Linked DNA regions of Homo sapiens: region 2 is linked to region 1. Evidence: chromatin loops called from intact Hi-C (ENCODE). Cell type or tissue: gastrocnemius medialis. All regions are shown on one strand. Each heading gives the region's core, and the rest is flanking DNA. Links, peaks and the distances in the headings are about the cores only.

What was found. Peaks named below come from ENCODE experiments on the same cell type or tissue, not always from the same donor. Only the 100,000 strongest peaks of a DNase experiment are listed, where the experiment ranks them.
Region 2: it touches region 1 in a loop (4-fold over the local background); 1 of 110 quality-filtered maps calls a loop at or near these places.

The regions. Positions count from the first base shown.
Region 1 is chr4:2,651,150-2,666,210 of GRCh38, forward strand. It overlaps FAM193A (family with sequence similarity 193 member A), which reads left to right. Exons shown (of 21, transcript NM_001366318.2): 8 at 6,654-6,731; 9 at 8,409-8,521; 10 at 8,663-8,905; 11 at 11,689-11,842; 12 at 11,960-12,139. Among named protein-coding and RNA genes, the nearest start is that of TNIP2, 98 kb to the right of the region's middle. RefSeq lists enhancers at 7,371-7,872, 7,873-8,372. In gastrocnemius medialis, for the core only: no CTCF peak of the experiment used is centred there; a DNase peak (open chromatin) is centred at 9,262; H3K27ac peaks cover 2,500 bases.
Region 2 is chr4:2,588,985-2,604,045 of GRCh38, forward strand. FAM193A (family with sequence similarity 193 member A) reads left to right here. Exons shown (of 21, transcript NM_001366318.2): 2 at 7,100-7,345. Among named protein-coding and RNA genes, the nearest start is that of FAM193A, 60 kb to the left of the region's middle. RefSeq lists enhancers at 6,766-7,718, 7,719-8,670, 8,671-9,623. In gastrocnemius medialis, for the core only: no CTCF peak of the experiment used is centred there; a DNase peak (open chromatin) is centred at 8,607; H3K27ac peaks cover 2,500 bases.

The sequences.
Region 1 (15,061 bases), core at 8,286-10,785:
GAGAAACCCCGTCTCTACTAAAAATACAAAATTAGCCGAGCGTGGTGGCACATGCCTGTAATCTCACCTACTCAGGAGGCTGAGGCAGGAGAGTCACTTGAACCTGGGAGGCAGAGGTTGGGGTGAGCTGAGATCATGCCATTGCACTCCAGCCTAGGCAACAAGAGTGAAACTCTGTCTCAAAAAAAAACCAATAAAACAAAAAACCTACCTGATTCTGGGTAATTTATAAAGAACAGAGATTTCATTGATTCACAGTTCCGCATGGCTGGGGAGGCCTTAGGAAACTTATAATCATGGCGGAAGGAGAAGAAGAGGCAAGGCACGTCTTACACAGTGGCAGGAGAGAGAGAGCAAGAGGGGAAATGCCACACTTCTGAGCCATCACATCTTGTGAGAACTCGCTATCATGAGAACAGCATGGGGGAAATCCGCCCCCATGATCCCATCACCTCCCACCAGGTTCCTCCCCTGACATGTGGGGATTACAGTTTGACATGAGATTTGGGTGGGGACAAAGGTGAACCATATCAATGTGACAGGTTGACATGACGTCACGGCAGACGTGGAAGGTCCTGTAATCAGGGTGTGGTAGCAGCCTCGCTGCCTGTCCTCAGGACAGCTCTGACCAGACTGGATCCCCCTGGCAGGGAAGCATAAGAGGTTGCTGGCCTGAGTCGTCAAGAAGTGACCATTGTGAAGCAGACATTCAGCTCGTCCCAGACAGCCCCCAGGAGGAGAGTCCAGACCCCGTGTAGATGTGTGTGATCAGAAAGAGTCCCTTGCAAGGGTCGTTCGAAGGCAGAGTGGGCTGTAGTGTGGAGATGAGTTCCCCATGATAGGGAATGTGGAGAATAGTTGGAGAGGTATTTGGACTAGGTGACCATGAGGTCTCATCTCAGATTTCATTTCAGGGACACATCTGTCCCTGACTGGGGCTGGTGGCCTCTGTGCCTGGTATTCATTGTTTACCAGGGATTTGCAGAGTACCCTTCATGGGAGGCACTTGTCTGCAAGTCTAAGTGCAAATCAGCCTTGCCTGTCAACAAAGATGACTTGGGTGTGTCGGTGCTTCCTGTCCTGGTGTTGAACAGGAGACGCTGGCCTATTGCAGAGAAGCTTTGAGTCTGGAAGCTTTTCTGAATGGAACTCCCACCTCCCTTTCTCCTGCATTTGGTGTTTTTCTTCTGTAGGATTGATGCTGTTCACTTGATTTATCCCTGGTGTATTAGTCCATTCTTGCATTGCTATAAAGAAATACCTGAGACTGGATAATTTATAAAGAAAAGCAGTTTAATTGGCTCACGGTTCTGTGGCTGTGTAGGAAGCATGGCTGGGAGGCCTCGGGAAACTTACAATCATGGTGGAAGGTGAAGGGGAAGCCAGCACATCTTACGTGGCTGGAGTAGGAGGAAGGGGGGTGGGGAGGTGCTACACACTTTTAAACAACCAGATCTTCTGAGCACTCGCTATCACGAGAACAGCACCTTCGGGGAAATCTGCCCCCATGATCTGATCACCTCCCACCAGGCCCCATCTCCAACAATGGGGATTACAGTTTGACATGAGATTTGGGCGGGGACACAAATCTAAGCCATATCACCTGGCTTTCCCTTCATGTATCGATATAAGTTTCTGAGGTTGTGAATAACTTGTAACCTTCAGGTGACTTCAGAAAAATAGTATAGTTAGTGATAACATAGGGAAAAAGATGAAAGAGAAGGAAGATGAACCGTTACCGAGTGCTGTGCCAAACCCCGTGTGGCTAGAGCCTCACTACTGCTTCCTGGTGTTACCACATCTGCAGATGACAGGAGGCTCCCGAGGGTCTCAGCCAGGCAGGCCTGTTGGGGTTTAGGTCAGCGGTGTCCTACGTAGCATAACATCCTGCCCCTAAGAGCCTGGGGTGCTGTCCTTAGTTCCACATGTGATGGAAATGGCAGATAAAGTTCTAGTTTCAGAGATTCATTTCTCCAATTGAACTGTAACTAAACACAAAAATGCCCTTAGGGAAATTCTTTTACTAAGACTGAAAAATCCTTTGGGAATAGTAATTTCTTCAGGTATCTGTTTCTTGAAGGTAAACATTTATTTTGAAATATTATATATGGTATTATTGCTGTTGTTCTAGGGAAAATGGTATATATGTAAAAATAACACATACATGTTCTCTCTAGGGAGAAAATAACAGTGTCACTTAAAAAGTAAAGTGTATTTCTTTAAAATTGCATGTTACATTGCTTTTACAAAGAGAAAACCAGTCTCTTCACTAAAGCAACCAGAAGATGCTTTTTATTTTTATTTATTTTTTTTTAGACAGAGTCTCTCTCTGTCACCAGGCTGGAGTGCAGTGGTGTGATCTTGGCTCACTGCAACCTCTGCCTCCTGGGTTCAAGCAATTCTCCTGCCTCAGCCTCCCGAGTAGTAGGGACTACAGGCGCCCGCCACCACGCCCGGCTAATTTTTGTATTTGTAGTAGAGACAAGGTTTCACCCTGTTGGCCAGGATGGTCTAGATCTCTTGACCTCATCATCCACCCACCTCAGCCTCCCAAAGTGCTGGGATTACAGGCGTGAGCCACCATGCCCAGCCAGGAGATGCATTTTTATTTTCACTGTCTTGTGAAGAAACCATGAGAAACAATCTGCCACTAATACAATTGAGGGAAATTGAGCCACTTTAGTAACATCCAGAGAATAATAGTCATTCTGGAACCATGTATGCATGGGTGGGAGGTTGTGGGGAGCTGAAAACAACAGAAATTTATGCTCACAGTTCTTGAGGCCAGAAGTTCAGAATCAGTATGTCAGCAGGGCTATGTTCCCCTGAAGGCTTTGGGGGCAACTGCAGTGACCCCTGGAGTTCTTGGTTTGTGGCCACTCCACTCTCCACTGGAGCTGTTTTAATGCACTATTTAATTTAAAACCTTTGAATGAACATTGGTTGCTTCTAATCAATAACATTTTAGAAATTTTATACTGATTCAAAGGCTTTAAAATGTTGAATACGTGTAAAATAATTGAGTCTCTGTTCACAAATAAGTATGTATGTATGTGGCAAGAGAGTTGGTAGGTTTTGTTTGTTTGTTTGAGATGGAGTCTTACTCTCTCAACTAGGCGGTGGTGTCATCTCAGCTCACTGCAACCTCTGCCTGCTGGGCTCAAGCAGCCCTCCCACCTCAGCCTCCAGAGTAGCTGGGATCACAGCGCACACCACCATGCCTGGCTAATTTTTTTTTTTTTTTTTTTTTTTGTATTTTTGGTAGAGACGGGGTTTCACCGTGTTGCCCAGGCTGGAAGTTTGAAATCAATTATTTTTATGTTTGCTGTCTGAAATTCATTCTTTCTCTGTTGTTTGACACATACATAAGCCTGCAGGTACCCAAATTTGTTCCAAAAAAAAAAAAATTTCCCTGAGGCTGTGAGGAGAGAGTCAAGGAAGAGGTTTTTATTGATGTTATTTATCAAACAACTCTTACACTGTACACTAAGATTTTATAATAACTGCAGACATATACAATGAAAAGGGAGAATTGGCACCAATATTGAATCTTCCCATCCAAGAATATGGTATGTCACTCTTTTTTAAGGTTTTTAAAAATATATTGTATTATGGTTTTATAGTTTGTAAATCTTGACCCATTTTGTGCCTCCATAGTCTGTAGTTTGAGGGGCTGCTATGACCGGCATCTTGAGTGGGGAATGTGTGTTTAAAGCATTCATGCTGGAAACTGGGAAAATGGAGATGCCCTGTGACCAGTCATCTCGCCAGATGCCGGCATTAACTCTTGTAGTTTTTGAGTTGAGTCTTGAATCTGGGAGTCTAGGAAATCACGGTATCTTCTACAAATAATGATAGGTTTATCTCATCTTTTCCAGCATTTGTCCCCTTTTTTTGGCTTCCACTAGGACCTTCAGACCAGTGTGAATAAGAGCATTGATACTGGCACCCTTGTCCAGTCCTGGCTTCGAGGGGCTGCTGTGAGTGTTTCACCATGAAGTTTGATGCTTGCCATACAGACTTTTGATACTTTCTAGCAAATTAAAGAAGTTTACCTTTATTTCTAGTTGATTTAGGCTATCATTTAAAAAATAAAACAGGAAGATGTCAAAATTGATGGTATGATTTTTCTTATATCAATTTCTGTATGAGTTAAGAGTTTAGGTTACCTAATTTTGAGACATTCTTGCGTTCCTGGGATGAAACCCTAGTAGATCATGATATGTCATTCTTTATTCCATTATTAAATTTATTAGCTGATATTTGATTTAGGACGTGTGTGTGTGTGCGTGTGCGCCTGTGTGTGTGTGTGTGTGTATTCGGACAGCTATATAAAATTATTTTTAGAGACAGGGTTTCACACTGCTGGCCAGGCTGGAGTGCAATGACAAGATATTAGTTCTCTGCAGCCTCGAACTCCTGGGCTCAAGCTCTCCTCCCACTTCAGCCTCCTGAGTAGCTAGGACCATAGGCACATGCCAGTGTGCCAGCTAAGTTTTGGCTTGGTGCAGTGGCTCACAGCTGTAATCCCAGCACTTTGGGAGGCCAAAGCAGAAGGATCGCTTGAGCCCAGGAGTTTGAGGCCAACCTGGGCAACATAGGGAGAACCCCATCTCTACAAGGAAAAAAAAATTAGCCAGGTGTGGTGGTGTGTGCCTGTGGTCCTAGCTACTTGGGAGGCTGAGGTGGGAGGATCATAGGCCCAGGAGGTTGAGGCTACAGTAAGTTGTGATCATACCACTGTAGTCCAGCCTTGGTGACAGAGCAAGAGACCTTGTCTCAAAGATAATTTTATTTACAAACAAATGAAATTTTTTGTAGCGGTGGGGGTCTTGCCTTGTTACCTAGACTGTTCTCAAATTCCTGGCCTCAAGTGATCCTCCTGCTTTGGCCTACCAAAGTGCTGGGATTACAGGTGTGAGCCACTGCATCCAGCCAGGACTTTTATATCTATATTCTGAGGTATAATTGAGTTGTCTTGGTCTTTGAGGTCTTACTTGTTTTGTATAAAGGTTGTGCTAGCTTCATAGAATGAATTGAGAAACTCTGTGTTTTTGCAATTTTCAGGAATAGTTTAAATTTTCTGTCCCATGAAGGGTTTGATAGAACCTACCGTAAAACTTTGGGGCCTAATTCATTTTTACAGGGAAGAAGAACAAGAACTATAGATCTTGTCTGCCTTTTTCATTTATATGACATTTATTAGTGTATTTCAGGTTTCCTTCTCCCTCGAGTCAGTTTTACAAATAGAATTTGGCTCAAGAAGTTATCCATATCGTTTAGTAAAGGGTTGTAAACTCACACCTGCAGGGCTAGGGAAAGTCACGGAAATGGATGATACAGGGTAGAGCGGCCCCAGCGTTCCTGTGGTGCTCATGGCCGTCACCACCCTCACCTTGAAAGTGCCCTCAGTTGGGATAGGCCCTAGTGGAGCCTGGGGCATGGGTAGCGAAGGCCACACCTGTGTGTGCGTGCGTGTGTCCTCCTGTTCTCTGTTAGGGGCAGTCCCCACTTGGGTCCAACAGTCTTCACAGGGCCACCAGAGCTGCCAGGTTGTCAAGAGAAGCCAGAAATCTGGATTATTAGGTGAAATCTCGAACACTTTTAAAAAGAGGTGAAGTGCAAGTCGGACAAAATAGCCCATGAGCCCCTTGTTTGTAACTCTTCTTTAGATGTTACAAAGTATCAACTTATAAAGAGACTTTGTCTCACAGTTTAAAAACAATCTTCTGGCCAGGCGGGCACAGTGGCTCACGCTTATAATCCCAGCACTTTGGGAGGCCGAGGCAGGTGGATCACTTGAGGCCAGGAGTTCCAGACCAGCCTGGCCAACATGGTGAAACACCGTCTCTAGTAAAAATAGAAAAATGAGCTGGGCGTGGTGGCGGGCACCTATAATCCCAGCTAACTCAGGAGGCTGAAGCACAAGAATCGCTTGAACCCAGGAGGCAGAGGTTGCATTGAGCCGAGATTGTGCCACTGCACTCCAGCTTGGGTGATATAGCGAGACTCAGTCTCAAAAACAAAACAAAACAATCTTCATATGTACCCATATCCTTTCTCAATCCTGATTTTTTTTTAATGTTACCTTTTTCCCCCTTTTTCAGCCTTGACAGAAGCTTACAGAACCGACTTTCGGTTTTATTAATCACATATGCTTCTCTGTTTCCTCAGTAATTTCTCTTTTTGCCTTTAACTCCTAACTTCTTTGTTAGTTTTGTTTTGCTTTGCTTTTTAAGTCTCATATGCCTGTTAATAGCTCTTCCTTTCCTGTAGTCTGAGCTCTTCGTGTGGCAGGACCGAGTTGCCATCATCTTGCTTATTTCTAACACATTCAGGGCACATAATGGGCATTCAGTAAATAGTGAATGTTCATCCACTGTATTGACAGATTTAGTCAGAATATCTTGATTTCTCTTTTTACTGTTTATTCATCTCTGTCTTTCATGTGAGAAAAGTACTTGTGATGAGTTTGAGTAAAATAAAGAAATACCTGTTAACATATTTGTAGTATTGTATCTTTATTCTGTTTGCAGATGATGTTTCTCTCATATATATCATTTTAAGAAAGTCTCCTCTTGAAAATGTCTTGTATAATTGTCGCAGGTATTAAAGTTTTTCTTTTTTTTCTGTTTTTTACATCCCCTTACTAGATGACAATGAAAACCAAGCAGCGCATGTTAACAGAAGACTGGGAGCTTTTTAAACAAAGAAGATTCATTGAAGAACAGGTAAGCTTGTCAATAAGAGAGGCAATTAAAGGAAGTAGAAATCTGTCCTGACAGCAAATGACTTCTCTGCATGTTGATGTGCTTTGTTAGAACAGCATTGGAGGACCACATTGGCATGTTTTGCCAGCGTTAAAAACTGTTCAAGATGGTGTTTTTAATCTCAAGATAAACTAATTTTCACCTATTTCCTTATCTTCCATATACGCCTCAAGAAAAACCCATGTGTATTGAGTGGCCTCTCTATCCCACAGCAGCTCTGGGTATTTTGCAAAGGATATTACCTGAGTCCCCACAGTCCCCTATGAGGCAGATGGTGCCATCTGCAGTTTACATATGAAGGAGGGTGTTAGGGTGAGGTTAAGGATGTTGCCTGATGTCCCAGAGCTGGAATGGGGGCCCAGCATCCCCAGACAGAGCGCTCAGATCTCCAGACATTGCCAGGTGCCATGCCTTCAACATGGCAGCTGGCAGATCTGGACTCTCCCTTCCTCATCTTCCTGGCGGTGCCTCCTCCAGGCAGGCTTGTGCTCCACCTTTGCTGGAGCTGTTGGGCAGAGCTTGCTAGTGATGTCCTGTATCTGGTCTGGGGGCCCTTGGCTTCATCTGGAAACTTGGCTTCCCCTGATCTCCCATCCACGTGCCACATCGACTCTCTTCCTGTTCTCTGACACTTCTCTCCATCTCCTTTACGAACTCCAACTTCATTGGTCTTTCTGCAAATATTGGTGGTTCCCTGGCCTTGACCCCATGCCTGTCTCCACATTTGCATGCCCGTGGTCTCCTCTGGGCACCACAGGTATACAGATGGCACCAGTGTTGTGGCATGCTTACCTCTTCCCTTTCCCCATTCTGCATGTGTCCCTGTGCTTTTGTTGTTGTTGTTGTTTTGAGACAAAGTCTCACTCTGTCGTCCAGGCTGAAGTGCAGTGGCGTGAACTCGGCTCACTGCAACCTCTGCCTCCCGGGTTCAAGCGGTACTCGTGTCTCAGCCTCCTGAGTAGCTGGGATTACAGGTGCCAGCCACCACGCCTGGCTAATTTTTGTATTTTTAGTAGAGATGGGGTTTCACCATGTTGGCCAGGCTGGTCTCAAACTCCTGACCTCAGGTGATCCGCCTGCCTCTGCCTCCCAAGGTGCTGGGATTACAGGCGTGAGCCACCTTTCCCGGCCATCCCGTCCTTTTGAGTGGCCCTTCCAGCTGCCACCTGTCCCATTGCCAGAGTGGGTCCAGAGTTCCTTCTCCTTTGAAATGCAGATGCTCACCTTGTCTGTTAGAAGTTGAGGTGCCATTTCCTCAATAGCTCCGAGGCCGACCCCTTGCCCTCCACGTGCCACTTTTCATTCCTACAGCTCTGTTCTCAGTACCTTGCAAGTACCAAGCACATGGCAGACAGGGTAAAGGCCGGGTTTCTGCATCAGGTGTGTGCTGTGAGGGCGCACTGCAGCATGTTTGCTGAAGACAAAAGCGATTAGGGTCTCCTGGTACCCGAGCCCTTTGCAGCTCAGCCCCCAGCTTGCTGCCGACTCCAGGTCTGCTGCCCCTGTATTCCTGGTCCTGTCCCGCTGAGGAAGCAGTGCCCGTGAACATGATACATGTCAGCAGAATTACTGAAAAATAATGAGCCATGTCTCGGGGAAGGGTCTTGCAAGATTAAAGCATTTTAAAATTTCCTCTAGTTAACCAATAAGAAAGCAGTTACTGGCGAGAACAACTTCACAGACACCATGAGGCACATGTTATCGTCCCGGCTGAGCATGCCCGACTGCCCCAACTGCAACTACAGGAGAAGGTAAGGCTGGGTTGTGGTGTCAGCACGACTGGCCCATTGGACCTTCACTGGGCTGAGTGGAGGCCTAGAACCGACCCTTAGAGAGCATGGTCTAGTCTTGTGCATTGGTTGGCTTGGTAACTGTCCTTAATTCCTGATCAGATGTGCTTGCGATGACTGCAGTCTCTCACACATCCTCACGTGTGGTATCATGGACCCCCCCGTCACTGATGACATCCACATTCACCAGCTCCCACTTCAAGTGGATCCTGCTCCTGACTATCTTGCTGAGAGGAGCCCGCCCAGTGTGTCATCTGCAAGCTCGGGGTCCGGCTCCAGCTCTCCCATCACAATTCAGCAGCACCCCAGGCTCATCCTCACAGACAGTGGCTCGGCACCAACTTTGTAAGTTGTGACTTTGTAATAAAGTTTCCGAAATTTAAGTCGCCCCAGTAATGAGAAATACATACAGTAATGTCCACAGAAGTATGAACATCATTATTGTGCTTTTCATGACAAGGGACCCTGAGGTTTTTAATGCAGCTTTTAAAACATGAAATCAGTAAACCCAAACTTTTAACACTGTTTATCTGGGAAAAAAAAAACATGGTAAATTAATAAAGGCCAGTAAAGAAAAAACATGTTGGTATGCAGAGAAGAAGTGTCTCTAATTCCGGCCTCACATCTCCTCATTCTCCTAAAGGGTGACCAGTCCGCCGTCTGTCCTGTCTCCCTGTCAGCCCAGCACTCATGCTTGTTTCATGTCTTGCTAAGAACTCAGGTGATCGCTTTAGCAAGCAGTTGAAGGTTTCTGTTTTTCATGTTCCCGCATGATTAGAAGTACATTGTTGTGCAGCTGTCACCAATTCACATTGTAGTTGGCTGTTCCCAGATTTCTTCAGAGTTGTGACCCTGTCATTTGGGGAGGCTTCACATGCTAATTTCCAAAAGGGTTGCACTTGATCATATGTAGTTGCCAAAGTCAGCTTAGGTTTAGTTTACGTGTATCGTAGAGCACACAGGCATCATGTTCCATGTGGAAGTGTGCAGTGGGAGAGATTGTTGTTCCTGACCTTGGCTATGCAGCGTTTCTGGGATTTCTCTGACCAACTGACTTGTGTTCATTCCTTCTGTCTGGATTTCTCATGGTGACTGACGTTTTCCTTCAGTCTTTCCATTTTCAATTTGGGCTTGTTCTCAGACAAAATAATTCTGAAAGGACTGGTTTAAACTCACTGACTCTCTTCATACAAAGATTGCAGGCTGCTGTTTATTGCCTTAGAGACACTGTGTACTCTCCAGGGCACAAGAAAGAGTGTTGACATTTTTGCAGCTGGCTGTTATCCAACTTCTTACTGAAACATAAAAATTAAACATATATAGCCTAATGAAAATTTAAGATGGAAAATTTCATCCCTGTTCATTTGTCACAGCTGCTGATGTCAGTTATGGTCTCTTGTGTCACGTGTGGTAGTGGAAGAAATTGGCTGTGGGAGCCTTTCTCCTTGGGCCGGAACTGCCCATCACCAGTTACGGGGAGCCTAGGTTCTCGGGACATCTGGGCCTTCAGCAGCTTGTGATCAATGTCTTCCAAATGTAAACTATGATTTGAAAATCTCCAGTGTTATCTTTTCATTTGTATTGTCTCTTTCTTGGTGCCTTTTCTAAGTTGGTTAAAAAGAACAATGTGATTGTAGTCAGTGTACCACACAGTACTTCCTGGATCTTATGGGTTGGATCTTTACGGAGCTAGGGCTGGTGAAGCCTCCTGCTGTCACATGGAGCAAATGGCTGAGTTACTTCACTAGAACCTCAGTTTTCTCATCTGTAAATTGTGCCTATGGTCATCCTCAGGAGTGTGTATGAGCATTGGCCCAGGCAGCGTCCCAGGTGCAGTGGGCCTGCAGGAAGCCCTAGGACTCTGCACCTTGTGGGTGCTGTTTGTACTTACCTCTGGTGAGCTCCAGACTCTAGCACGTTACTTGTAATGTGTTGAAAAGACACCGGAATTTGGTAGTCCTGGACACTCTTCACTCATTCTAGGAAGTGAGATCACGACGAGTTCCTAGGGTTTTGCCTTCTGGAGGTTGCTGTGTGCCCAGGCTGAAGATGGACTCAGTGCATGTTTTTGTGGACCTTGGAGCATCTTATTGCACTGAGCTTAAATGTGCCAGCTCTTTTAATGCACCAGAGCTGCATCTTAAGTGGTCTCTGTAGGCTAAAGCCTTGAAATCTGTTTAAAATTAATTTCAGGCCGGGTGCAGTGGCTGATGCCTGTAATCCCAGCACTTTGGGAGGCCGAGGCGGGCGGATCACGAGGTCAGGGGATTGAGACTATCCTGGCTAACACAGTGAAACCCCATCTCTACTAAAAATACAAAAAATCAGCCGGGCGTGGTGGCGGGTGCTTGTAGTCCCAGCTACTCGGGAGGCTGAGGCAGGGGAATGGCGTGAACCTGGGGGGTGGAGCTTGCAGTGAGCCGAGATTGTGCCACTGTACTCCAGCCTGGGAGACAGAGCAAGACACTGCCTCAAAAAAATAATAAAATAAAATAAAATTAATTTCAGTAAATTTTTCATTTGCCTGTTGCTTAGATGTCTTGCTAAAGCTGATATTTAATTACGATCATGAGTGACCAGGCCATGACTGGCCTTAAAGCAAAAAAAATTAGTCTTCTGTTACATAAGTGCCTTTAAAGTTTTGTTCAACTGACTATTTCTGAAAATTTCAGCCCTAAGTTGAAAAAGCAAACACTAAACAGCTAAGGTTTAAAAAGCAAACACTAAACACCTAAGGTTGCCATCGGTACCCCTTTAATTTTAATCACAAATTGTGTTGTCTTGGGAGTAGCAGAGAGACTAGTTTTATACCAGCGCTCTTCAGGTCAAATGGAAACGTTAATCAGTCTGGTTAAATTTTTGTAGTTTCCTTAATATTTCTACTTTTGGAGGTTTTTCTGTTTGTTTTTTGTTTTTTACTCTTCCAAATGGCACAAATGTTAATCTTCCAAGCATTTTTCTCATGTTGAGGTTACTAAGAAATGTTAGTGGTAGGAATGATACTTAACTAATACTCTTTGTAAATGAAAGCCGTGATCTGTCCAGGAAATATCTGTGCTTAGTGGCTGGTTTACTCATTGTCTTTCACAATTGAATGACCTCACAGTGACCATCTCTGCTTGTGTCAGTTGTAGTGATGATGAAGATGTTGCACCATTGTCAGCCAAATTTGCTGATATTTATCCATTGAGTAATTATGATGATACCGAGGTGGTGGCCAACATGAATGGAATCCACAGCGAATTGAATGGTGGCGGGGAAAACATGGCCCTGAAGGATGAGGTATGGACATGGCTTCTTCGTAGCAACAATAAATGACATAAAATGATGGTCTGACATTTTAATATTTTATATTACTCTGTTTTGAAAAGTGCAAATTACAAAAGATTGTCTTTAAAGTCTCCTCAGATAAGCAGTACCAGCAGTAGTTCCTCAGAAGCTGATGATGAAGAAGCGGACGGCGAGAGTAGTGGGGAGCCCCCAGGGGCCCCGAAGGAAGATGGAGTGCTGGGAAGCAGGAGCCCCAGGACAGAGGAGAGCAAAGCAGACAGTCCACCCCCATCCTACCCAACACAGCAGGTAGGACTTTGCTTGCTGTTTTGCCAAGGATCTCTTTTTCTGTGTGTATTTTCTCTAAACATGAGCATTACTGAATACAAAATTATTTTGTTTCCCATAATTTCTGAAGGTTAGAACTGAAGAGAGTCAAGGCATACTTACAATCTCCATTTGAATCTTGTTTTTCTTGCTCGAATATCAATCTTGATTTCGCAACACCCCATAGCAGCTCTGTGGAGGCCTTTTTTGTCTGTATAGAAGCAAAGAGAGGAGTTAAAAAAAAATAGTGGAATATTAAAATTTCAGGAAAGGTTTGTTTTTCCTGTTCATTATCTGTTCTTCTGTTAGCCAAAGGTGAGGGTACCTTATTAGCTTTTTTTCTCAGAATTTCATAAATAGATGCTTAAACAAGTTTTTGGCCGGGCGCAGTGGCTCACGCCTGTAATCCCAGCACTTTGGGAGGCCAAGGTGGGTGGATCAGTTGAGGCCAGGAATCCAAGACCAGGCTGGCCAACATGGCAAAACCCCGTCTCTACTAAAAATACAAAAATTAGCTGGGCATGGTGGTGGGCACCTATAATCCCAGCTACTTGGGAGGCTGAGGCACAAGAATTGCTTGAACCTGGGAGGCAGAGGTTGCAGTGAGCCAAGATTGCGCCACTGCACTTCAGCCTGGGCGACAAAGCAAGACTCTGTTTAAAAAATAATAATAACAACAATAATAATAAGCAGTCTTTAAATGAAAGAACAAATGAAGGTCAAAGTGCTTGGCTGATTTATTTTATTAGGTAATATAAATGTAACACTCAGATGGTAAAGGTGATGTTGAAAGGTCTATCTGGGAAGTCTGACCACATCTCCTTACCAGTTTTTTCTTCTACGTATAATGTTTTTGATGTCTTATCCAAGAAAACTTTGCCTAACACAAAACTGTTTTCTTTTAGAAGATTTATAATTTTAGTTCTTAGATTCTGTTTGACTCAGCATTTAGTTATTGTGAGGTGAGGATATAAATTCACCTTTTCTGCATATATAGATATCCAATTGTTTCAGTACGGTTTGTCAGAAGTACCCTATTGAATTGCCTTGGCCATTTATTGAAAATTTATTGAAAATCAATGGACTGTAAATGTAAGAGTTTATATTTGGACATTCCATTCTGTTCATTTGATCTCTGTGTCTGTCCTTACACCCATAGTGCATTTGACAATTGCTTTATGGTAAGTTTAGGAAAATGGGATAGGGTCTTCCCTCCAGCTTGGTACACCTTTCTCTCTCTCTATTTTCTTTCTTTTTTTTTTTTTTTTTTTTTTTTTTGAGATGGAGTCTCCCTCTGTCACCCAGGCTGGAGTGCAGTGGCGCGATCTCGCCTCACTGCAACCTCTCCCTTTCGGGTTCAAGCAATTCTGCCTCAGCCTCCCAAGTATCTGGGACTACAGGTGCACGCCACCACGCCCGGCTAATTTTTTGTATTTTTAGTAGAGACGGGGTTTCACTATATTGGCCAGGCTGGTCTCGAACTCCTGACCTTGTGATCCGCCCGTGTTGGCCTCCCAAAGTCCTGGGATTACAAGCGTGAGCCACTGCACCCGGCTGGTACACCCTTTTCAAAATCGTTTATGCTGCTCAAAGTTCTTTGCATTCCCATATAAATTTTAGGATCTACTTGTCAACTACAAAACGCCTCCTTGGATCTTGAGGGATTGCATCGAATTCTTGAATATATATTTAGAATTCTCCAGTGAAATCCTCTGGATGTGGTTGTGGTCTTTTATTTGTGGGATGATATAGATCAATTTAGGGAGAATGCAATCCTAACAAAATTGAGTCTTCTAATCTGTGAATATGCTTTATCTTTCCATTTATTTAAGTCATCTTTAATTTTTCTCAGTAGTTCTAAAAAAATTCCAGTCTTTGTGTCTGGAATATATAAGTATTATGTGTTTTCATTCACAGTAAAAGGTATTTTCTAATTTTGATTTCCAATTGATCATTGGTAATACATAGAAATACAATTGATTTTTTTATATTGGTCTTGTGTTCTGCAGCTTTACTAAACTTGTTTATTCTAGTAGGGTTGGTTCTAGTAGGTCCTTTTGCTGTTGTTTTGGTAGATTACTTTGGATTTTCTATATACAAGATCATGTTGTCTGCAAATAAAGTTTTAGTTCTTCCTTTCCAATCTGGATGCAATGCTTTTAATCTTCCCTTCCCTTTCCCTTCTCTTTTCTTTTTCTTTCCTTCCTTTCTTCTTTTTAAGAAACAGAATCTCACTCTGTCACCCAGGCTGGAGTGCACTGCTGCAGTCATGGCTCACTGCAGCCTCAAACAGCTGGGCTCAAGCAGTCTTGCTGCCTCAGCCTCCCAGGTAGCTAGGACTACAGGTGTATTACAACTACAGGCATGCGCCACCACGCCCAGCTTTAAAAAAAAACTTTCTGTAGAGAGAGGGTCTCACTATGTTGCCCAGGCTGGTCTTGAACTTCTGGCCTCAAGCCATCCTCCCATTTCAGCCTCCCAAAGTTTTAGGAGTATAGGTGTGAGGCACCATACCCAGTCTGGATGCTTTTAATTTCAGTTTCTTTTTCTTTTTTTTTGAGACGGAGTCTCGCTCTGTTGCCCAGGCTGGTGTGCAGTGGTGCTATCTCGGCTCACGGCAAGCTCTGCCTCCCAGGTTCATGCCATTCTCCTGACTCAGCCTCCCGAGTGCTTTTAATTCCTTACTCTTGCCTTATTGAGCTAGCTGGAAACTCAGTACAGAATAGAATTGTTGCAAGCAGATATCTTTGCCTTGTTCCCAATCTTAGGGGGAAAGCATTTAATCTTTGACCACTCTTTAAATGTGATATCAAGTATAGGTTTTTCATAGATGCCCTTTATTGGGTTAAGGAAATTCTATTCTACTCCTAATTTCTTGAGTTTTTTCATGATTTGAATATTGAA
Region 2 (15,061 bases), core at 7,340-9,839, 63 kb before region 1:
CTGAATGTAGAGACTTGAAGTATTTTGTAGATATTTGTGCTGTCCCATGACAGAGCAGGGATATGAAACTTGCCCTGGCATCCAGACATGTTCTGAGGCTGGCTCAGATATTTGTTTTCTTCTGGATAAGTAGCATCAAAACAAATAGTAATTATATTATTTAATAGACTTAAAACACGGCAACTACATTTGTATAGGAAAAACCACATTAGTAACATTACATGGAGAAAAGCATTTTATGTAACTATAGTTCCAGCAAATACCACTATGCCTTCATTAATGCCTTAAAACCATCTTATTTACATCTGTAGAACCACTGGCCATTTAATAGGGCAATTCAGGAGCAATCATTAAAAACAGTTGCAGTTTTCATTAGGTTTTCTCTGTTTATTCTAATATGTAAACTGAAATTAAAAGTAAATCCTTCAGAGTTCATTCTTTAAAAAAAGTAAGTCCTAAGGAAAACTGTTATATTAGCTATTTAAAAGGATGCTGTAATAATGTAGAATCAGTCACTGTTGAATTTTATTGAGTTTCCATGGAACAGCCTTGAAATTATAAATTGCTAGATATTTACTCTGTAAGATTACAGAAATTATTTATCACAGAGCCTTAAATACTTAAGGTAATTTTGTGCCTAACTCATGATATGATTGTTACCAATCTCTTTGTAACCACTGAGAAGGAGGTTTAAGTATTAATGTTAGTAATTGCTCTCCAGGCAATGCCTTTTGCTCAGAGAACCTGCATATGCTTTGGGAAAGCTGAGTTCAGGAAAGAAAGGGTGAAAAGGGCACAGGTATTTTAGTGACTACACATAACAGTGTTCCCTGGACTTGAGTGCAGGTAGCTAATAAAAGATCATGTATAGGCTGGGCTTGGTGGCTTATACCTGTAATCCCAGCACTTTGGGAGGCCGAGGTAGGCAGATCACGAGGTCAGGAATTTGAGATCAGCCTGACCGACGTGATGAAACCGCATCTCTACTAAAAATACAAAAACTAGCCGGGCATGGTGGCGCAGGCATGTAATCCCAGCTACTCAGGAGGCTGAGGCAGGAGAATTGCTTGAATCCAGGAGGCGGAGGTTGCAATGAGCTGAGATCACGCCACTGCACTCCAGCCTGGGCAACAGAGCGAGACTCTGTCTCAAAAAAAAAAAAAAAGAAAGAAAGAAAAGGATCATATATAAAAATGCAGAAAATTGGCTGGGCGCCATGGCTCACGCCTGTAATCCCAGCACTTTGGGAGGCCGAGGCGGGCAGATCACGAGGTCAGGAGATCGAGACCATCCTGGCCAACGTGGTGAAACCCCGTCTCTACTAACAACGCCTGTCTGGGCGTGGTGGCTCCTGCCTGTAGTCCCAGCTACTTGGGAGGCTGAGGCAGGAGGATCATTTGAACTCGGGAGGCAGAGGTTGCAGTGAGCCAAGATGGCGCCACTGCATTCCAGCCTGGTGACAGAGCGAGACTCCATCTCAAAAAAAAAAAACAAAAAAAAACAAAAAAAAACAAAAAAAAACAAAAAAAAAACAAAACAAAATTAAAAAACAGAAAATTGTGATTGAGGTAGGCAAGACAAAGTGTGTATTATTGATTTGGACTAGACATTTCAGTTCCCTTAGCATTTACTGGGCGCCTACTGGTTGCTGGGTGCATTATGGACATTCATAATGTTGAGTGTCTAATGGGAAGATGGACATGTGAAAGATAATTTTGTAGTATAATGAATATATGATAGTCTATAGGAAGTGTAGAAGTTGGCCAGGCGCAGTGGCTCACACCTGTAATCCCAGCATTGTGAGAGGCCGAGGCGGGTGGATCACGAGGTCAGGAGATCGAGACCATCCTGGCTAACATGGTGAAACCCCGTCTCTACTAAAAATACAAAAAATTAACCAGGCGTGGTGGCGCGCGCCTGTAATCCCAGCTACTTGGTAGGCTGAGGCAGGAGAATCACTTGAACCTGGGAGGTGGAGGTTGCACTGAGCCGAGATCGTGCCACTACACCCCAGCCTGGGTCACAGAGCAAGACTCCCTCTCAAAAAAAAAAAAAGAGTGTAGAAGTTGTACAGGAGTTGTAGTAATTAGCTGCGTGTGACACGTATTGATTGAGGGGTAGGGAGCAAAATTCACAGAATAAAAAAGTTACCATAGTGGGGTTTGAAGGGATGCCTCGCAGTTGTCTTGTAAAGGAAAGGCGGGGAGATTGGTGTTTTAGGGAAGCAAGCAGCAAGTATGAAGGCAGGAAGAGATAAAGCCACATAGTTGGTTGGGGCGGGAGTGTGGAACTGTAAGGAGTTTCAAGTGGGTGATTTTGCAAGAACACACTGACCAAGGGCCTGGTGTATCCTGCTTGATCCTTTGCTAAGGACTTGATCTTTTTAGGCAGCAGGAACAATCGAAGGGTTTAAGGCAGAGAATGTTCTGGTCATAGGTACAGTGTGAGGGGGTTTTGACAGGAGATGGAGGGCATGTGGGGAGCAGACAGCCCTGAAGGCCGGTCGGCAGGAGGTGGCAGCGTCACCAGCACGGGGCCTTTGTTGTGTCTCCTGCATTAGCCTTCATAGGGCGGTCTAATCTGGGTTGTGCTGCTGTTACCCGAGAGGATATTGCTTTTACTGTGTTTTTACCCTAAGATGACCTTTTTTCTTCATGTTTATAAGAAGTTTATCTGTAAAGTATTTTTAGTAAATCTGGGTTTTCATGTTTAATTTGGAATTTCATTTTGGAAACAAATTTCAAAACTAGAATATAAGCCTAGCAAGAAAACAAATGCTATTATGATTTAATGTCTTTTATGATACACACACACCTCCCACCCCCATGCACACAGGCCACAGTCACTGGGTGGTAGAAAATCAGTTTATTCAGAAAAGGTAAAATACATCATAGATGGTAGAACTCAGCTGTTAGTAGTGTTCCCAAAGTGTTTTCAGCAATACTGCCATCTTAGCCATATGTCCGTATTCTCCTATGCAAAAATTTCTGGGTTATCTTGGTCCCTTACATGGATATATATACACATTTTATATATTTACATATTTCATCTATGTGTTTGTAGGATTTGGGGGATGATACTAGTAAAATGTTCATTCTGGTACATATATATAATTTTTTTTTTTGAGATGGAGTATTGCTCTGTTTGCCCAGGCTGGAATGCAGTGGCGCGATATCCGCTTGCCGCAACCTCCGCCTCATGGGTTCAAGTGATTCTCCTGCCTCAGCTTGAGTAGCTGGGATTACAGATGTACGCCACCACACCCGGCTAATTTTTTGTATTTTTAGTAGACACGGGGTTTCACCACGTTGGCCAGGCTGGTCTTGAACTCCTGACCTCTTGATCTGCCTGCCTCGGCCTCACAGAGTGTTGGGATTACAGGTGTGAGCCACCGCGCCCAGCCTGCTACATTTATTTTTTAAAAATATCAATGTAACTAGATTTCTGCTTCCAAGCAAGAGGTAGTAACTAGAAGTGGATTTATCTTCCTGTCTCAAACAGTGAAACAAAGGACCAAAAAAATGTACCAAGTAGTAGTTTTCCAACATTGGCCCACAGGCAGGCAGGACAGTGATCCCTGAGAGAAGAAGAATAACCGCGGCAAGCTCCAGCCTTGCCCAGGCTTCCTGCCTGGAGAGAGTCTGAAGGCTAGGACTTGGAGAGCTACCCAGACCGAGTCTGAGGATCTCCTTGATTGAGGAGGCTGAGTTGAGACTTTGGGGAGGCCAAAGTAAATTTGCAGGGCAGAGTACCAGAGAGGAGAGAGCTGCAAAGAGGGGAAGGAAGAGCTCTGCATAGGGTTCTCCCCAAGCCCAGCTGAGGGCGCATAAGCACATGCCTGTGGGGAAGCTCTCTGCGCCTGGGCTAGCACCCTGGAAGTGAGGAGCGGGACAAACCTTGCAGCTCACACAGGGCCAGGAGCAGTGTGTGTTCCCACCAGCCATTGTGGGAAAATCTTACAACCTGCAGGACCCTGGGTGGCAGCTTAGGAGGATATTGCCTCAGTTGTGGGTAAGAGGAAAGGCGTTCTGATGCTGCCTTACAGAGCCTACAAGCCCTGAAAGGACCAGACTCTTCCCAAACAACCCTCCTATGGCCCATGACGAAGCTCAGATACTGAAGGAATGAAAAAATACCCAGCACCTGACGCTTCATACTTGTCCCTAGCTCTTCTCCTCCTCTCACACCTCACAGCTGGCTCCTTCACAGCCTTATCCACTTCCCTTCCTGCAGCCCTGGTCCAAGCTGCTGCTGTCTGGCTCCTGAACTGCAGATAGTCGTTTCTTCCCATTGTCCCATCCCATCTCTCTCTGCACGCAGCCTCAGAGTCACTCCTTGACTTCAGTGGCCCTCAGCTCTCCCCCATCTCTCCTTCTGCTCTTGTCAGCCCCATGCCAGCCACTGGGCTCCCCACAAGGTACAGCCATGTCGGCTTCGGGGGTCTCCTCAAGGAGGCCCTCACTGTCCACCGGGTTAAAGGGTACAGATCTTCTTTGCTGTTATGTTTTTCTCCTTATCACTATTTAATTAGTTAATTTTTTCATGTATTTGTCTTATTTATTGCCTTTGTCTTTGACAGTTTTCTTCACCATTGTGCCCTCAGTGCCTGGACCAGTCCCTGAGCATGTGATGGGCTCAGTAAATCCTGGATGACTGGTGAATGTACAGGAGCTGAGCTGTGCGCTCTCTGGTCATTTCTGGCTCTTAACATTATGATTTTAGGCTTGGGGACCTTTGGGCCTGTAGAGCCCAGCATCTCATTCTGTAATTAAAAGGGCAAGCCAGAAAGGTCTGATGGGTATGGCTGTTCTGCCAGTGATGGGAGCTGTTTTCTAAGACCTGAGGAAAAGAGATGGCTTTATATTGGGGTAAATCAGTGTGCCTTTTTTTTTTTTTAATTGTCGTCATTTAGGCTTTTGGGATTTGTTGGTATGGAAAAATACATGGATTCTCATGGTACTCGGTGGTTTGAGTAGTCTGGCGTTCTCTAGGACACTGTGGGGAGGTAGGACGCAGTTGTCTGCCCCTGTGCCCCAAACATTCAGCTCAGGATGGCTGCTGAGCTGGGTTTGGGAAAACTCACAACCCTGTGGATGTAACAGGAGTCAGCAGTTTTGATCACTGGTTCATGGAAACATGTGAGAATATATATGAACATCTTTTGAGTCTTGCTGGTATTGTCATTCATTCTTTCAATCACTAATTCATTCATTTATACATTCAGCCCCTTGTTTAAATATGTGCTTCCTGCCGGTCAGCAGGAAGTCTTAAGAATGGAGCCTGGGGTCCAAATGAGAGCCCTCAGTGGCTGTTCAGGGGCCAATCCGTTATGTACAGTGGGTCCTTTTGAATACCGGTGGTGGGATGGGGAGACAGCTCGAGGCTGTGGGAAGAGCTACAGGTCTAGCCGGCCTTGGAGAAGCTTCTGGGTGGAGATGGAGACTGAAAAGCCAGAACAGCGTCAGCTGGGTCCACTCTCTTCCCACCTGGCATGTCTTGCAGCAAGGACACCCTACACGGCAGGAGAGACTAGCGGGGGTTCTCTCACCTCCACCCCACTGTGTGCCCTTTTTCTGGCTGCCTCTGGAAGGCCAGGCGAGGCTTCCCTTTGCCCTGCTCCCTGGGAGTGCCTCCCTCCAGCCTCTCCTCAGGGTTCGAAGGGGCTTCCTCCTAAGGTGCAGAGGCAGCCCTGTGTGAAGGACCCGTCTTAGGATTGGGTTGATACGGGTTAAAAATCCTGTGTCTCCCCCGACACACACACACTTGCTGGTCTTGGGACTTTAACCCCATTTCCAGTTGTGTGAGACTCAGTTTCTTTCTTTTTCTTTTCTTTTCCTTTTTTTTTTTTTTTTTTTTTTTTTTGAGACTTAGTCTTGCTCTATTGCCCAGGCTGGAATGCAGTGGCGTGATCTTGGCTCACTGCAACCTCCACCTTCCAGGTTCAAACGATTCTCCTGCGTCAGCCTCCTGAGTAGCTGGGATTACAGGTGCACACCACCACGCCCAGCTAATTTTGTGTTTTTAATAGAAACAGGGTTTCACCATGTTGGCCAGGCTGGATTTTTCTTTCTTTTTTTTTTTTGACACGGGGTCTTGCCCTCTCACCCAGGCTAGAGTGCAGTGGCACGATCACAGCTCACTACAGCCTCGACTTGCTGGGTTTTAGCAATCCTCTCACCTCAGCCTCCCTAGTAGCTGGGACTACAGGCACGCACCACTATGCCTGGCTAATAGTTGGATTTTTTGCAGAGGCGAAGTCTTGCTATGTTACTGAGGCTGGTCTCAAACCTCTGAGCTCAAATGATCATCTCACCTCTGCCTCCCCAGGTGCTGGGATCACAGGCGTAAGCCACTGTGCCCAGCCTTCAGTTTCTTTTTCTGTATTTGTGTTTTAAAGGCTAATTTTATTTTTTTTCTGATAGAGTGGGTGGTTATCTTTTGAGAGGTTTTAAGGTATAACAATCTTGCCTTTTCCTCCTACCTCTAAGGCCTCTTCCCCTTGCCCCACATTGTAGGACCTATTTGAAAATGCAGATGTTTATTTACATCAGGTGATAAGAGATGAGCTCAGCATCATTACTGCTGGGCCTGGAAGGGCGTCTGGGCCTTGGATGTGCAGCTGCCATCAGCTCCCTGTTTATCTTGAATCTGGAATTTGGACAGCCGACCTCAAAGATGGTTTGCATCTGCAGACACACTTAAGCCAGAATTGCCATCTTGAATCTGAGCCCTGGTGTGCAGATGCCTCTAGAATAGTAGTTTCAGACTTCGTTGGTGGTAACCAGTTCTGGTAAACAGTCTGAAAATTGAGGCTGACAGTTTCTAGCATGTGGTGGAAAAGTAATACAGAAGTCAAGGTGAAGGGGTTAATTTTGACAATTTTCTAACTCGTACTAAGATAAGATTTTCTTTATGGCACTATTTAAAGTATTACGAGTTTCTAGAACATTAGGTTTAGTTTTATTCAATACATTTCCTATTTTATGTTTCTGTATATAAACATACACATGCATTTTAGTTTTAGAACTATACATATATTTTAATATTCTTGGCTTTGTAGATGAGGTTTTGAAAATAGAATTTTTTTTTTCTATTCCAGACTCCTTTTAGTTTTGGCATGAATCATAGGACACCACCCTACCCTGCTGGGGATTATTGTCTTCTGTGCAGAAGTGAACGGAAAGACTCATCATTCTTAGAGAGTGGAATTAAGACTGCGAGCAAATTGGCCCTTTCCATGGCTCCCAAGGGCAACAGCGTGCTGCACCTGCCACTGTGGGTGTGCCCGGACTGCCGCAGGACCGTGGAGAAGGAGGAGAGGCATGGCGGCCTTGACCAGCCAGTGGTGAGTGGCTGCCAGCACAGGCAGCGCAGGGCGTTGGCTCCCCCCGCCCAGGTTATGGGGTAACTGGCAGTGAAAGAAATGGATTTGCTTTTGCTTCAGGGGGCACTCCCTCCTGCACCACCTTCTAGTCTGTGTCTCCTGGTACGTTCCTCCTGGTCTTCCCTGGCCACACTGCAGTAGGTGGCAGGACACCTGCCCTCCTTGTCTGGGCACAATTCAGTCATCAAGCTATGTGACCCTGAAGGGTGATTTTTGGCTTTGAGCTTAGTATTTCTTTGGTGGTACAGTTTCTTGAAAAGGGAGTACAATTTTCATGTGTTTAGTTCTCAACAATTCGACATGCAGGTAATTCTTTACGCGATGCTCTTAAGCCTCACCTTCCCTTTTACTTATTTGTGCTGCTTCAGCCTCTTCGAGGCCACAGCAGGCTTGGCTGGGAAGACCGCACCCTTACTCTTATCTTTGACCTGATGGAGTTTTGGTGGGCCCTTGTTCCGGGCAGGCTTTCACATGTACTGTTTGGGTTCTGGAAGGAGTTGGCTTTTGCAACTATTTGAGACCCCACATTCTAGGCCTCTTCTGTGCCCTTTGATTTCTGCTTGAAAGCGGCTAATTATTTTCTGAGCTCTTCTCTTCCTTCTGATACCTTGCTATGTGCAGCCAGGAAACGTGTGCATTCCCTGCTCCTCTGTTTTCTCCTGCAGAACTGCCTTGGGGGAGTCCTGGTGACAATCTGAAGAGCGCATCCCCACTGCCTGGTGTGGGTTTCCATCTTTACTGGCCTTGGAGGCAAGCCCCATCTCCAGGGCCAGTTTCTATCCTTGGGGTCTCATTGTCAGAATTACTTTCTCACTCGGCCCCTCCCGCATGTCCCGCTTTCCTGCTGTAATTCTCTTCCTAGCACTTATTTCTAACATACTATGTATTTTACTTACTCATTTGGTTTGCTTTCTTCTTCATTAGAATATAAACTCTACAAAGACAGCTATTTTTATGGTTTTCTTTGTGTGGTTTTTTTGTTTGTTTTTTTACCAATACCATTTTCTTTGCTTTTTGTGGTGGTTGGTTTGTTTTCTCATTAAACTTTATCAGCTCTTCTTCCGACTCCAGCCCTGCTCTTGTATTTTAGCCTGCCTCTGCCCTTGGGAACAGGCTTCTGCTGTTTGCCCTGGTCCAGAGGCCAGCGGAAGTGCCTATGGTTCCCTGCAGTGCGTCTTGCCTGCGTTGGAGGAGGATCTCATTTCCCAGCCCCCGGCTTGTCTTGGTAATGGATAGTTTGTCAGATGAGCCATTCTCTCCTCACCAGAAACAGTGACCTTGGGAACAGCAGAGGTGTAGTGTTGGCCTGTGTTTGTGGATTCGGACCAGCTGTTGCTTTGTAGGTCAGCCTCTTTGTTGGAGCTGGCCTTTAAAAAAATAACATGATTTACCTTCCATTAAGATTCACTCTTTTTTTACTTAAAAAATGTTCACTACCACAGCTAAGCTACAGAACATTTGCATCACCCCATAAAATCCCCTTGTTCCCCTTGGTAGTCACTTCCCTTCCCCCGTCCTAGCCTCTGGTAACCACTCACCTGAATTTTTTTTTTTGAGACAGAGTCTCGCTCTGTCACCCAGGCTGGAGTGCAGTGGCACAATCTTGGCTCACTGCAACCTCCGCCTCCCGGGTTCAAGCAATTCTTCTGCCTCAGCCTCCCCAGTAGCTGGGACTACAGGCACGCGCCACCATGCCCAGCTAATTTTTGTATTTTTGGTAGAGATGGGGTTTCACCATGTTGGCCATTATGGTCTCGATCGTGATCCGCCCGCCTCTGCCTTCCATAGTGCTGGGATTATAGGCATGAGCCACCGCGCCTGGCCTGACCTGATTTTTGTTCCTACAGTTTTGCTTTTTCCAGAGTGTCACATATACTTCTGTAACTTGCATAATGCTTTTGAGAGTTACCCAAAATGTTGCATGCATCCGTAGTTTCTCTTTTTTATTGAGTAATTTTACAGATAAACCAATTTATGCATTCACCAATTAATTGATGGATGTTTGTGTTGTTCCCACGTTTGGGCTATTTTGAAAAAAGCTGCTATGAACATTATTTTTCTTCTGTGGACATCCTTTTTATGTGTTGCTGGATTGATTTGCTAAAGTTATGTTAATGATTTTTGCATCTGTGCTCATGAAGGCTGTCTGTAGGCCTCTTGTCTTACAGTGGCCTTCGGGGTCTCATAAAATGAGTTAGAATGTGTTCCTGTTTCTTCTCCTTTCTGGAAGACTGTGTTAGAATTGGTATTATCATCTCTTCCTTAAACGTTATTGGTTCTTGCTTTCTGTTTCTCTTGTTCTGTTTGGTCAAATGCCAGACAGTGTGCAGAGAGCATCAGGCTGAGGTTGTTTCCTGTGTCCTGTTGTGCACCTGGGAGGCCAGGTCAGTGCATTTGGCCTCAGCTGGGCTGTCTCTAGCACTGTGCGTGCTCGTGTGGGCCTGTAGAGGGGAGTCTCTCTCTACTTCCTCCTTGGCAAGGTCTCCGATGGTGGCATCTTCTCAGTTCCCCCCTCTAGCCTGACTCTTGGGCAGCTCTGTGCTCACGGCCTTGGGGGCAGCTTTCCCAGCGAGCCCACCTCTGCCCGGTGGCAGCCAGACTCTGCCTTGTATCTGCAGGGGTCTGACCGGCCCCGTGTCTTGTGCTGGTCCTGGCCTGTGTGTGGCACACGCCTTTCTCCAGGACAAGGAGAAAGGCATGTTTCCTTCCTCTCTGCTAGTGGATTAGCTGGAGACTTGGGTGCAGGTCTCCTGGGAATGAGTGGGAACATTCGTTTTGGGGCTTTCCAGGGGTTAGACTCCCACACTTGACACTCTCAACCTTTCAGAATTTGTTTAAAGTTAAACTGTTTTTTTTTTTTCTAACCACTTTTATGGCCTCCTTCCACTTTCCTTCCTCTGTCAAAGGTGAAACAGTAAGTGTGTCCCCTTCTCCCTGGAGGGGCTGCTGCACTTTGTTGTGTAGTTCCCTCCGGCAGCCTGGTCACTTCGGCTCTCTGATGGCCCAGAGATAGGATTTTATCAATTGTCCTGCTCTGTCTCTGGTCAGGGCTCTGGTCAGGGCTCAGAGTGCACGGCTCTCCTGCAGCTTTCTGCATCCAGAGGGGAAGTGGGGCTGAATTGCTGTCTTCTAGATAAGCATTCTGTTATCAGCAGTTGTAGGAGAATATTGGTGGGAATTTATCTTAACATCTTGCCTGACAGTTGCACGTTGCAAATTTCTCTGGAGACCTCTTCTTCCAAGATTGACCCATCCTAGCATCACGTCCTAGACATAGTCGTGCCTGGAAACCTAAGAAATCTCCATTTCAAACTTTCATCTTGATCATTGTCTGTCTTTGTAGCTCACTTGCTTGTCTTCTCTTGCCATAGTTTTTTTTTTTTTTTGAGACAGAGTCTTGCTCTGTTGCCCAGGCTGGAGTGCAGTGGTGCAATCTCAGCTCACTACAACCTCACTTCCTGGGTTCAAGAGACTATCGTGCCTCAGCCTCCCGAGTAGCTGGGACTATAGGCATGCGCCATCACACCTGGCTAATTTTTTTTTTTTTTTAGAGACACAGTCTCGCTCTGTCACCAGGCTGGAATGCAGTGGTGCGATGTTGGCTCACTGCAACCTCTGCCTCCTGGGTTCAGGTGATTCTCATGCCTCAGCCTCCCGAGTACCGGGGACTATAGGCGCGCAACACCACACCTGGCTGATCTTTGTATTTAGTAGAGACAGGGTTTCGTGATGATGGCCAAGCTGGTCTCAAACTCCTGGCCTCAAATGATCTACCTACCTTGGCCTCCCAAAGTGCTGGGATTACAGGCGTGAGCCACTGCGCCTGACCTGCCATAGTTCTTTGACCTCATCCATCCCTATCAGTCCATGGATTCCATTCCTGTTAGGTTTATCACGTCTCCCCGACCTCACTCCTAGGAGCCTGAGTTCCCGGACTTGGCACTGTGGCTCTTCCGTGGCTCTCAGGCAAAGGCCCTGAACTTTTTTTGGTTATGCTGGTCCAGCCCTGTCTCTTCCCTCCATGTGGCAGAATATTCATGGAGAAAATTGCTGGCCTCAGTTTACTGCTTCCTCTTCATAACTTCATGACTGCAAACCATGCATGGGCATCTAGTGCGTTTTTCTGGCTTAAGTACCTCCCCAAACTCCTTGGCAGGAACCCTTCCTTTTCCTTGCTTCTTAGACTACGTGTACCCTCTTTACCCACCCCTTGCTCAGCTCAGCTATTGACCTTCGTGCTTCAGGGAGAAAATCAAAGTTAACACCTCCCCTGTATCACCCCCAAACCCCCATAGCTGAGGGCATTTTCTCCTCTCTTTCCTCTCCAAGGCCCACCCCCACTGGGCTTTCAGGTGCCCATCTGTTTTCATCTTCTTCAAGACTTTGTCGCTTTGATTATTGTTTTCTTCTGCCTTGGCCCATGACCCATGGAATGCAAATACTCTGGGGCTACCCATTCATGAATGACCCGCCTTTGGCCTCACCTCCCCTTCACAGCCATGTATGTCTCTAGGTAGATTTTAAAGTTGTGGTTCAATTTCTTTAATGGTTAAAATCTTGTCAGGTTAGTTTTGGTAAGTTATATTCTTAGAAATTGTCAAAGTTGCCCACCAGCGTGGCACATGCCTGTAGTTGCGGCTACACAGGAGGCTGAGGCAGGAGGGTCGCTTGAGCCCAGGAGTTCTGGGCTGTTGTGCGGTATGATAGTGCCACTGTACTGCAGTCTGGGCAGCACAGTGAGACCCCGTCTCTTTTAAAACAAGAAAAATTGGCAGAGTTACTGGTATAAAGTTCTGTGTAATGGTCTCTTTTCACTTCTTACCTGATTTGTAGATTTGACTTTTTATTTCTTCTTCTTCTTTTTTTTTTTTTTTTTTTTCCTGAGATGGAGTTTCTCTCTGTCGCCCAGGCTGGAGTGCAGTGGTGCGATCTCAGCTTACTGCAACCTCTGCCTCCCGGGTTCAAGCGATTCTGGTGACTCAGCCTCCCGAGTAGCTGGGACTGTAGGCGCGTACCACCACACCCAGCTAATTTTTTTGTATTTTTAGTAGAGATGGGGTTTCGCCATGTTGGCCAGGCTGTTCTCTAACTCCTGACCTCAGGTGATCCGCCCACCTCGGTCTCCCAAAGTGCTGGGATTACAAGCCTGAGCCACCATACCCGGCTACTTTTTTATTTCTCATATTTGTGCCTTCTTTTTTTTCTTTTAAACTAGTTTTGTTAGAAGTCTGTCAGTTTTGGCCCAGCACAGTGGATCACACCTGTAACCGTAGTCTTTGGGAGGCCGAAGCAGGAGGATTGCTTGAGGCCAGGAGTTCAAGACCAACCTGGCTAACATAGAAAGACTCTGTCTCTATAAAAAAAAAAAAATTATAAACCAAAAAAAAGTCTTGTCAGTTTTGTCTTTCCAAAGAAGCAGCTTTTAACTTTTAAAATACTTGTACTTTGTCTGTTTAATTAATTGTTGCTTTTTATTATTATTATTTTTAAGATAGATTCTCGCTCTGTTGCCCAGGCCGGAATGCAGTGGCGTGATCTTGGCTCACTGTAACCTCCACCTCCCAGGTTCAAGGGATTCTCCTGCCTCAGTCTCCTGGGTAGCTGGGACTACAGGCATGTACCACCGTGCCCAGCTAATTTTTGTATTTTTAGTAGAGACAGAGTTTTGCCATGTTGCCCAGGCTGGTTTCGAACTCCTGACCTCAAGTGATCCTCCTGCTGCGGCCTCCCAAAGTACTGGGTTGACAGGCGTGAGCCACTGCACCCAGGCAATTATTGCTATTTTATATACATACATGTGCTATATATTAATATTTGATTGGTTGATGCTATGGTGAATGTGATTTAAAAAAAAAAAATTTAGAGGCCCGAAAGAGAACAGTGCAAAGTTAGTTTCCTCTGGCTCTCTCTCTTTATCCTCTTTGCCTTCCCAGAGGCCTCCACTATTGGCAGATGCTTGAATCTTCCTCTAGAGATGTTCTGTTCTTTTTTTTTTTTTTTTTTGAGACAGAGTTTCGCTGTTGTCTCCCAGGCTGGAGTGCAGTTGTGTGATCTCGGCTCACTGAAACCTCCACCTCATAGGTTCAAACGATAATCCTGCCTTAGCCTCTGAGTAGCTGGGATTACAGGCACGTGCCATCAACCCAGCTAATTTTTGCATTTTTAGTACAGATGGGGTTTCACCATGTTGGCCAGGCTGTTCTTGAACTCCTGACCTCAGGTGATCCACCCACCTTGGCCTCCCAAAGTGCTAGGATTAGAGGCATGAGGCTGGCCATGTTTTTCGTTTTGATGTTTTTGTTTTTGTTTTGTGACGGAATCTCGCTCTGTTGCCCAGGCTGGAGTGCAGTGGCGCGATCTCAGCTCACTGCAAGCTCAGCCTCCCGGGTTCACACCATTCTCCTGCCTCAGCCTCCCAAGTAGCTGGGACTACAGGCGCCCACCACCACGCCCGGCTAATTTTTTGTATTTTTAGTAGAGATTGGGTTTCACCATGTTAGCCAGGATTGTCTGGATCTCCTGACCTTGTGATCCGCCCGCCTCGTCCTCCCAAAGTGCTGGGATTACAAGTGTGAGCCACTGCACCCGGCCTTTTTTTTTTTTTTTTTTTTTTTTTTTGAGACGAAGTCTCGCTCTATTGCCCAGGCTGGAGTGCAGTGGCGCCATCTCAGCTCACTGCAGGCTCCGCCTTCTGGGTTCACGCCATTCTCCTGCCTCAGCCTCCTGAGTAGCTGGGATTACAGGCGCCCACCACCATGCCTGGCTAATTTTGTGTGTATATATATATGTATATATATATATTTTTTAGTAGAGACGGGGTTTCACCGTGTTAGCCAGGATGGTCTCAGTCTCGTGACCTGCCCACCTCGGCCTCCTGATTGCTGGGATTATAGGTGTGAGCCACCGCGCCTGGCTTTTTTTGTTTTTTTTTTTGAGATGGAGTTTCACGCTTGTTGCCCAGGCTGGAGTTCAATGGCGTGATTTCGGCTCAACGCAACCTCCGCCTCTTGGGTTCAAGCCATTCTCCTTCCTCAGCCGCCCTAGTAGCTGGGATTACAGGTATGCACTACCACGCCCAGCTAATTTTTTTTTTTTTTTTTTTTTTTGAGACGGAGTCTTGCTCAGTCACCCAGGCTGGAGTGCAGTGGTGCGATCTCGGCTCACTGCAAGCTCCGCCTCCTGGGTTCACACCATTCTCCTGCCTCAGCCTCCCAAGTAGCTGGGACTACGGGTGCATGCCACCACGCCTGACTAATTTTTTTTTGTATTTTTAGTAGAGACGGGGTTTCACCATGTTAGCCAGGATGGCCTCGATCTCCTGACCTCGTGATCTGCCCACCTTGGCCTCCCAAAGTACAGGTGTGAGTCACTGCACCCGGCCAATTTTCATTATTTTCTAGTTTTTATTATTTCTGTTTTCACCCGTGAATTATTTAGAAGTACGTGTAAGTATCCAAACACATATCTCTTGAATTATTATTATTATTATTTTGAGACGGAATTTCACTCTGTCACCCAGGCTGGAGTGTAGTGGCACGATCTTGGCTCACTGCAACCTCTGCCTTCTGGGTTCAAGTGATTCTCATGCCTCAGCCTTCTGAGCAGCTGGGATTACAGGCGTGTGTCACCATGCCCAGCTAATTTTTGTATTTTTAGTAGAGACGGGGTTTTACCATG